Regions from separate parts of the Homo sapiens genome. Here region 2 is linked to region 1. A link is a loop called in an ENCODE intact Hi-C map of the cell type or tissue named here. Cell type or tissue: breast epithelium. All regions are shown on one strand. Each heading gives the region's core, and the rest is flanking DNA. Links, peaks and the distances in the headings are about the cores only. Region 1 has its middle 11 kb from the start of MIR4483. Region 2 overlaps DCLRE1A (DNA cross-link repair 1A).

Region 1 (2,922 bases), core at 204-2,703:
CCTTGGCCTCCCAAAGTGCTGGGATAACAAGCATGAGCCACCGCACACAGCCCAATTTCAGAATATTTTAATCACCCCAAAAAGAAACCCATTAACAATCACTTCATTCTCCCTTCCCCCATTCTCTGGCAACCAGTAATCTACTTTTTGTCTCTATGGATTTGTCTGTGCTAGACATTGTATATAAACAGAATCATGCAATATGTGACCTTTTATGTCTGGCTTCTTTCACTTAGCATGATGTCTTCAAGGTTCATCCATGTTGTAGCATGTATCAGTACTTCATTCTTGTTTGTTTGTTTTTTTTCTTGAGACAGAGTCTCACTCTGTCACTCAGTTCGGAATGCAGTGGCACTATCTCGGCTCACTGTAACCTCCGCCTCCCAAGACTCAAGTGATCCTTCCACCTCAGCCTCCTGAGTAGCTGGGACCACAGGTGTGTGCCACCATGTCCAGCTAATTTTTTATATTTTTGATAGAGACGGGATTTTGCCATATTGCCCAGGCTTGTCTCAAACTCCTGAGCTCAGGAGATGCATCCGCCTTGGCCTCCCAAAATGCTGGGATTACAGGCATGAGCCACCATGCCCGGCCTCTTTTTTATGACTAAATAATATCCCATATTATTTATTCCATGAATATATCACATTTTATTTATCTATTCCTCAGTTAATGGACATTTTCACTTTTTGGCTGTTATGAATAACGCTACTATGAACATTCATACACACGTTTATGTGTGGACATATATTTTCATTCTACAAGGGAACTTTTTACCCCTAAACAATTTTCACACCTGTATCCTTAATTAGGCTATCACCTCCCTGAGGGAACATATTTTATTCCTGTTAATATCACCAGTGCCTGACAGTCCCCTGAACCCAGAAGATGCTGGAAAAGTGATGACAGTGACAGCCGACAGGGATTAGGGAGTTCTACAGGACGCTTGAGAACTTCTTTGGCCCTCCAGTTACATTCTGGTGGCTGTGCACTGGGGGTTTGACCTGTTCTAGAATATTAAGTGAATCCTATTCATTCTTCAAGACATGAAATCCCTCCCACTACATCTCTGCACCCCAAATATATCCCTCCCTTGAAGCTTTTTCCAAACCAACTAGATAGAATTAGTCTTTAAGCCTTTTGTGTTTGTAACATTGAGTTGTGACTTTAACAAAGGATTTAGGATAATCATATTTGCCTTGTAGGTATCTATGTGTATGTTTTTATTACCTTCACTTGATGACGAGGTCTACAAAGCCAAGGATTCTTTATTATCTCCTGTCCAGAGGACTAGCCTAATGCCTTTGTCACTAGAAGTATGCATTAGTTTTGTATTAACTTGAGTATAATATAGAGCCAGATGGCCAACTCAAAGGAGGGTTATGAAACGCGTTTACTAGTCATAACAGAAGCTGCCACAGAATTCCCCTGGCTCCCGGAACCACAAAAGGAACCACTTTTGTGATTCTTCTGGGCAATAGGCCCAAAGATGAATGCGTGTTACTGAAATGAGAGATGTATAAAAACGCTGAGTCATTCTATGAGTCATTCCAACATGTTCCCTGTTTTTACTTTTGGAAAGTGAGCTCCATGTCTGATCCTGTCTGCACCGCCGTCCCTTGCTGGATTATTCTCTTCCAGAGCTCAGTTTCAGCTCCTCTTTCAGGACGCCTGTGGTCTCCAAAGCCAGTCTTTCTGGTCTGAGTTCTGGCTCTGTCTGGTACTAGCCATAGCCCTGAGCAAGCGATGTATCTTCTCTGTGCTTTGTCTCCCCATCCGAAACCCGGGGACAATAAGAGTCCTGGTCTCGCAGGGCTGTTTTTTGTTTTGTTTTTGTTTTGAGAGAGGGTCTCGCTCTCTCACCCAGGCTGGAGCGTAGTGGCAGTATCTCAGCTCACCGCAACCTCCACCTCCCGAGTTCAAGCTCAAGCGATTCTCCTGCCTCAGACTCCCGAGCAGGTGGGATTACAGATGCCCGCCACGACGCCCAGCTTATTTTTGTATTTTTGTAGAGACAGGGTTTCTCCATATTGGCCAAGCTGGTCTTGAACTCCTGACCTCAAGTGATCCACCTGCCTCGGCCTCCCAAAGTGCTGGGATTACAGATGTGAGCCACTGCACCTGGCCCACAGGGCTTTTATAGGAGTCAGTAGAGTGTTTGAATATTGCCCGGCAGATAGAAGGCACTCTCTGCATGTTAGTCATGGTTGGCATTCTGTTCCATCACGATCTCCTTCCTTTCTGAACCCTGCTATCACCATGTAGTTTGATAGTTCATTGTCCTCTGATTTTTCTTGGAGAGTGATTTTACACTGCCTCTAATTATTTTTCTGGTGGTCTCACCTATCCAGAACATACTTGAGAGCCAAGAGGCAAGCAAATGGCAATACCTCCACCGCCACCACCACCACTAGCACCAAGGCAACTGAGAACTCTAAATCAGTGTCACAGAACCCCTGGATTAAGAACCAACATCTTTACTCATAAAACCTCTTGGACCTACACTCAAAGCCTATTGATTCCTAGTGTGTATGGTTAGAACAAGCTGCATCCTCTGCTTTTGCAGCCCACAGCATAAACAAAGCAGTCTAGGATCAATTGGCATAGGTGGGAATAGTCCCCCACAGCTCAGTACTCCTTAGGAAATATTTAGAGTGTGGTAGATACTTAGAATGCCCATAACCATGTCCCTGAGTGGGAGGAGTTTAAGAATACAGGAAAGTGTTAAGAAATTTTAGAAAGATTATGATTCATATAAGCTAAAAATTAAACTTACAGAATAGTGCCATCTCAAATCATATCAGGTAAACAAAAGATCATGGTATGCTCAACTTTTCTCTTCCTCACTGTGTAGTAAGCTCTTTTTAAGAGAGTTTTAGATCTTCTATTTCTTTTATGTCCCCATAACAGCACCAAGCCTAT
Region 2 (2,922 bases), core at 208-2,707, 62 kb before region 1:
CACCGCACCCGGCTAATTTTTTGTATTTTTAGTAGAGACGGGGTTTCGCCGTGTTAGCCAGGATGGTCTCGATCTCCTGACCTCGTGATCTGCCCGCCTCGGCCTCCCAAAGTGCTGGTATTACAGGCATGAACCACCGCGCCCGGCCCCAGTTGGTGGTTATTATGGAACTCCATAGAAAATTATAAATAGGCTGGGCACAGTGGCTCATGCCAGTAATCCCAGTACTTTGGGAGGTGGAGGCAGGCGGATCACTTGAGCCTAGGAATTCAAGACCAGCCTGTGCAACATGGTGAAACCCCATCTTTACAAAAAAAATTACCAAAAATTAGCCAGGTGTGGTGGGCTACTTGGAAGGCTGAGGTGGGAGGATCACCTGAGCCCAAGAGGTCGAGGCTGTAGGGCCCTGTGATCATGCCAGGGCACTCCAGCCTGGGTGGGGCGACAGAGGGAGACCTTGTCTGAAAAAAAAAAAAAAAAGTATAGATATAATGTGGTTTCTAAATATGGTTATGTTTTAGTCATCGTGCTATGTATACAGGAAGAGGAACTGTGAAGGAGTCCTAGGTGATTAAGATTCTAACAAAAAACGTGTCAAATGATAATAAAAGTATGCTATGTTTTTTATCTTTTAAAATATGTAATAAGTATTTAATGTAGAAAATCCTACTTGGAATACATATGGAGAACAGGTTGTTGTGATGATTTATATATTTTGAAATCATTTATATTCCATATATGGATTTTTTTAATCTGAAAAAGTTAAAATTCAGTAAAATAAAAAAATACTCAATATGGCTTTCATGTTAGCTATGATTCAGAATACATTTTATTATTAACCTGTAGTTATTTTAAAGTACTGCATGAAGATACAGAAAAAAAACAACTCTTCTTTAAATTTGGCATTAGCCTTTCCCAGAAAAGGATAGCAAGTGAAAACCTCACAAATTTGCTAGTAATTTTCTTTCATGTAACTTGAAAATCAAGAATGGAAATTGGAGTCCATGGTTGAAGACCTTAGGGTAAAATGTCATATAGATGAAGCCACCTCAAAAAATTTTTCTTTTGGTTTTTCACTAAACTCCTTTGAGTAGACTCTCAGATGGCTCTTGAATTAAATTCCATTCTATAACAAATGCTTTTAAGAGGCATTTTTAAGTTAGGTTGTAAGCCATGAAGTTTTCTAATTTAATATAACAAATATAACATCTTTTTTGAGGGGAGGGAGGTGTCATTTTTTGATAAATCTGGAAATTAACATACACAGGGATATACCAAGATGGCTTATAGAAAGTTTCTCAATCATGGTAGTATGATAGGGAATAGTTTCCAAATTAGTAAAGCCTTATAATTAACCAATTTCTCAAATTCTATTCTTAGAATAGAATCTAAAACTTGTTCAGTGTATCAACAATTATAACTAATCTTATTAAAATTGTTGCTTTTTATTATATGCAATGTGGATATTAAATAATGGAACCCAATTTATACTGCTAATGTTGTCAAAGCTTAGTCTATGCTTTGATCGTGTAATATTTTTTCTTTATTAAAATTTCAGAGTGTCCTGATGGTCTTCTGTGTACCTCAACCATTCCTTTTCATTACAAGAGATACACTCACTTCCTGCTAGCTCAAAGCAGGGCTGGTGATCATCCTTTTAGCAGCCCATCACCTGCGTCAGGTGGCAGTTTCAGTGAGACTAAGTCAGGCGTCCTTTGTAGCCTTGAGGAAAGATGGTCTTCGTATCAGAACCAAACTGATAACTCGGTTTCAAATGATCCCTTATTGATGACACAGTATTTTAAAAAGTCTCCGTCTCTGACTGAAGCCAGTGAAAAGATTTCTACTCATATCCAAACATCCCAACAAGCTCTACAATTTACAGATTTTGTTGAGAATGACAAACTAGTGGGAGTTGCTTTGCGTCTTGCAAACAACTCAGAACACATAAATTTGCCATTGCCAGAAAATGACTTCAGTGACTGTGAAATCTCCTATTCTCCACTTCAAAGTGATGAAGACACTCATGATATCGATGAAAAACCGGATGATTCACAAGAACAACTGTTTTTTACCGAAAGCTCAAAAGATGGCAGCCTCGAAGAAGATGATGACAGCTGTGGTTTTTTTAAAAAACGACATGGTCCCTTACTGAAGGACCAGGATGAGAGCTGCCCCAAAGTGAACAGCTTCTTAACTCGGGATAAGTATGATGAAGGATTGTATAGATTCAATAGTCTAAATGATTTGTCTCAACCTATTTCTCAAAATAATGAGAGTACTTTGCCTTATGATCTGGCATGTACTGGTGGTGATTTTGTGTTGTTTCCACCTGCATTGGCAGGGAAGCTTGCTGCTTCTGTTCATCAGGCAACTAAAGCAAAACCTGATGAGCCAGAATTTCACTCAGCTCAATCAAATAAACAGAAACAGGTAATTGAAGAATCATCTGTTTACAATCAAGTTTCTCTTCCGTTAGTTAAGAGTTTAATGTTGAAACCTTTTGAAAGTCAGGTAGAAGGGTATCTTTCTTCCCAACCAACCCAAAATACAATTAGAAAATTATCAAGTGAGAACTTGAATGCTAAGAATAATACTAACTCAGCATGTTTCTGCAGAAAGGCATTAGAGGGTGTGCCAGTTGGTAAAGCTACAATTTTAAATACAGAAAACTTGTCTAGTACACCTGCTCCGAAGTATTTGAAAATATTGCCTTCTGGTCTTAAGTATAATGCAAGACATCCTTCTACCAAGGTAATGAAGCAAATGGATATAGGTGTGTATTTTGGACTACCTCCCAAAAGAAAGGAAGAGAAATTGCTAGGGGAAAGTGCATTAGAAGGGATAAACTTAAATCCAGTTCCAAGTCCTAATCAAAAGAGGTCCTCGCAGTGCAAGAGGAAAGCAGAAAAATCTTTAAGT

Evidence for each region. Hi-C counts contacts between places; a loop is a spot of excess contacts. Peaks named below come from ENCODE experiments on the same cell type or tissue, not always from the same donor. Only the 100,000 strongest peaks of a DNase experiment are listed, where the experiment ranks them.
Region 2: a loop joins it to region 1, with 33 times the contacts of the local background. A loop is called at or near these places in 5 of 110 quality-filtered maps.

Annotation. Positions count from the first base shown.
Region 1 is chr10:113,787,455-113,790,376 of GRCh38, reverse strand. No RefSeq gene overlaps it. Among named protein-coding and RNA genes, the nearest start is that of MIR4483, 11 kb to the right of the region's middle. In breast epithelium, for the core only: no CTCF peak of the experiment used is centred there; a DNase peak (open chromatin) is centred at 1,576; H3K4me3 peaks cover 847 bases; H3K27ac peaks cover 1,317 bases.
Region 2 is chr10:113,849,281-113,852,202 of GRCh38, reverse strand. It overlaps DCLRE1A (DNA cross-link repair 1A), which reads left to right. Exons shown (of 9, transcript NM_014881.5): 2 at 1,559-2,922. Among named protein-coding and RNA genes, the nearest start is that of DCLRE1A, 3.3 kb to the left of the region's middle. RefSeq lists an enhancer at 349-568. In breast epithelium, for the core only: no CTCF peak of the experiment used is centred there; no DNase peak of the experiment used is centred there.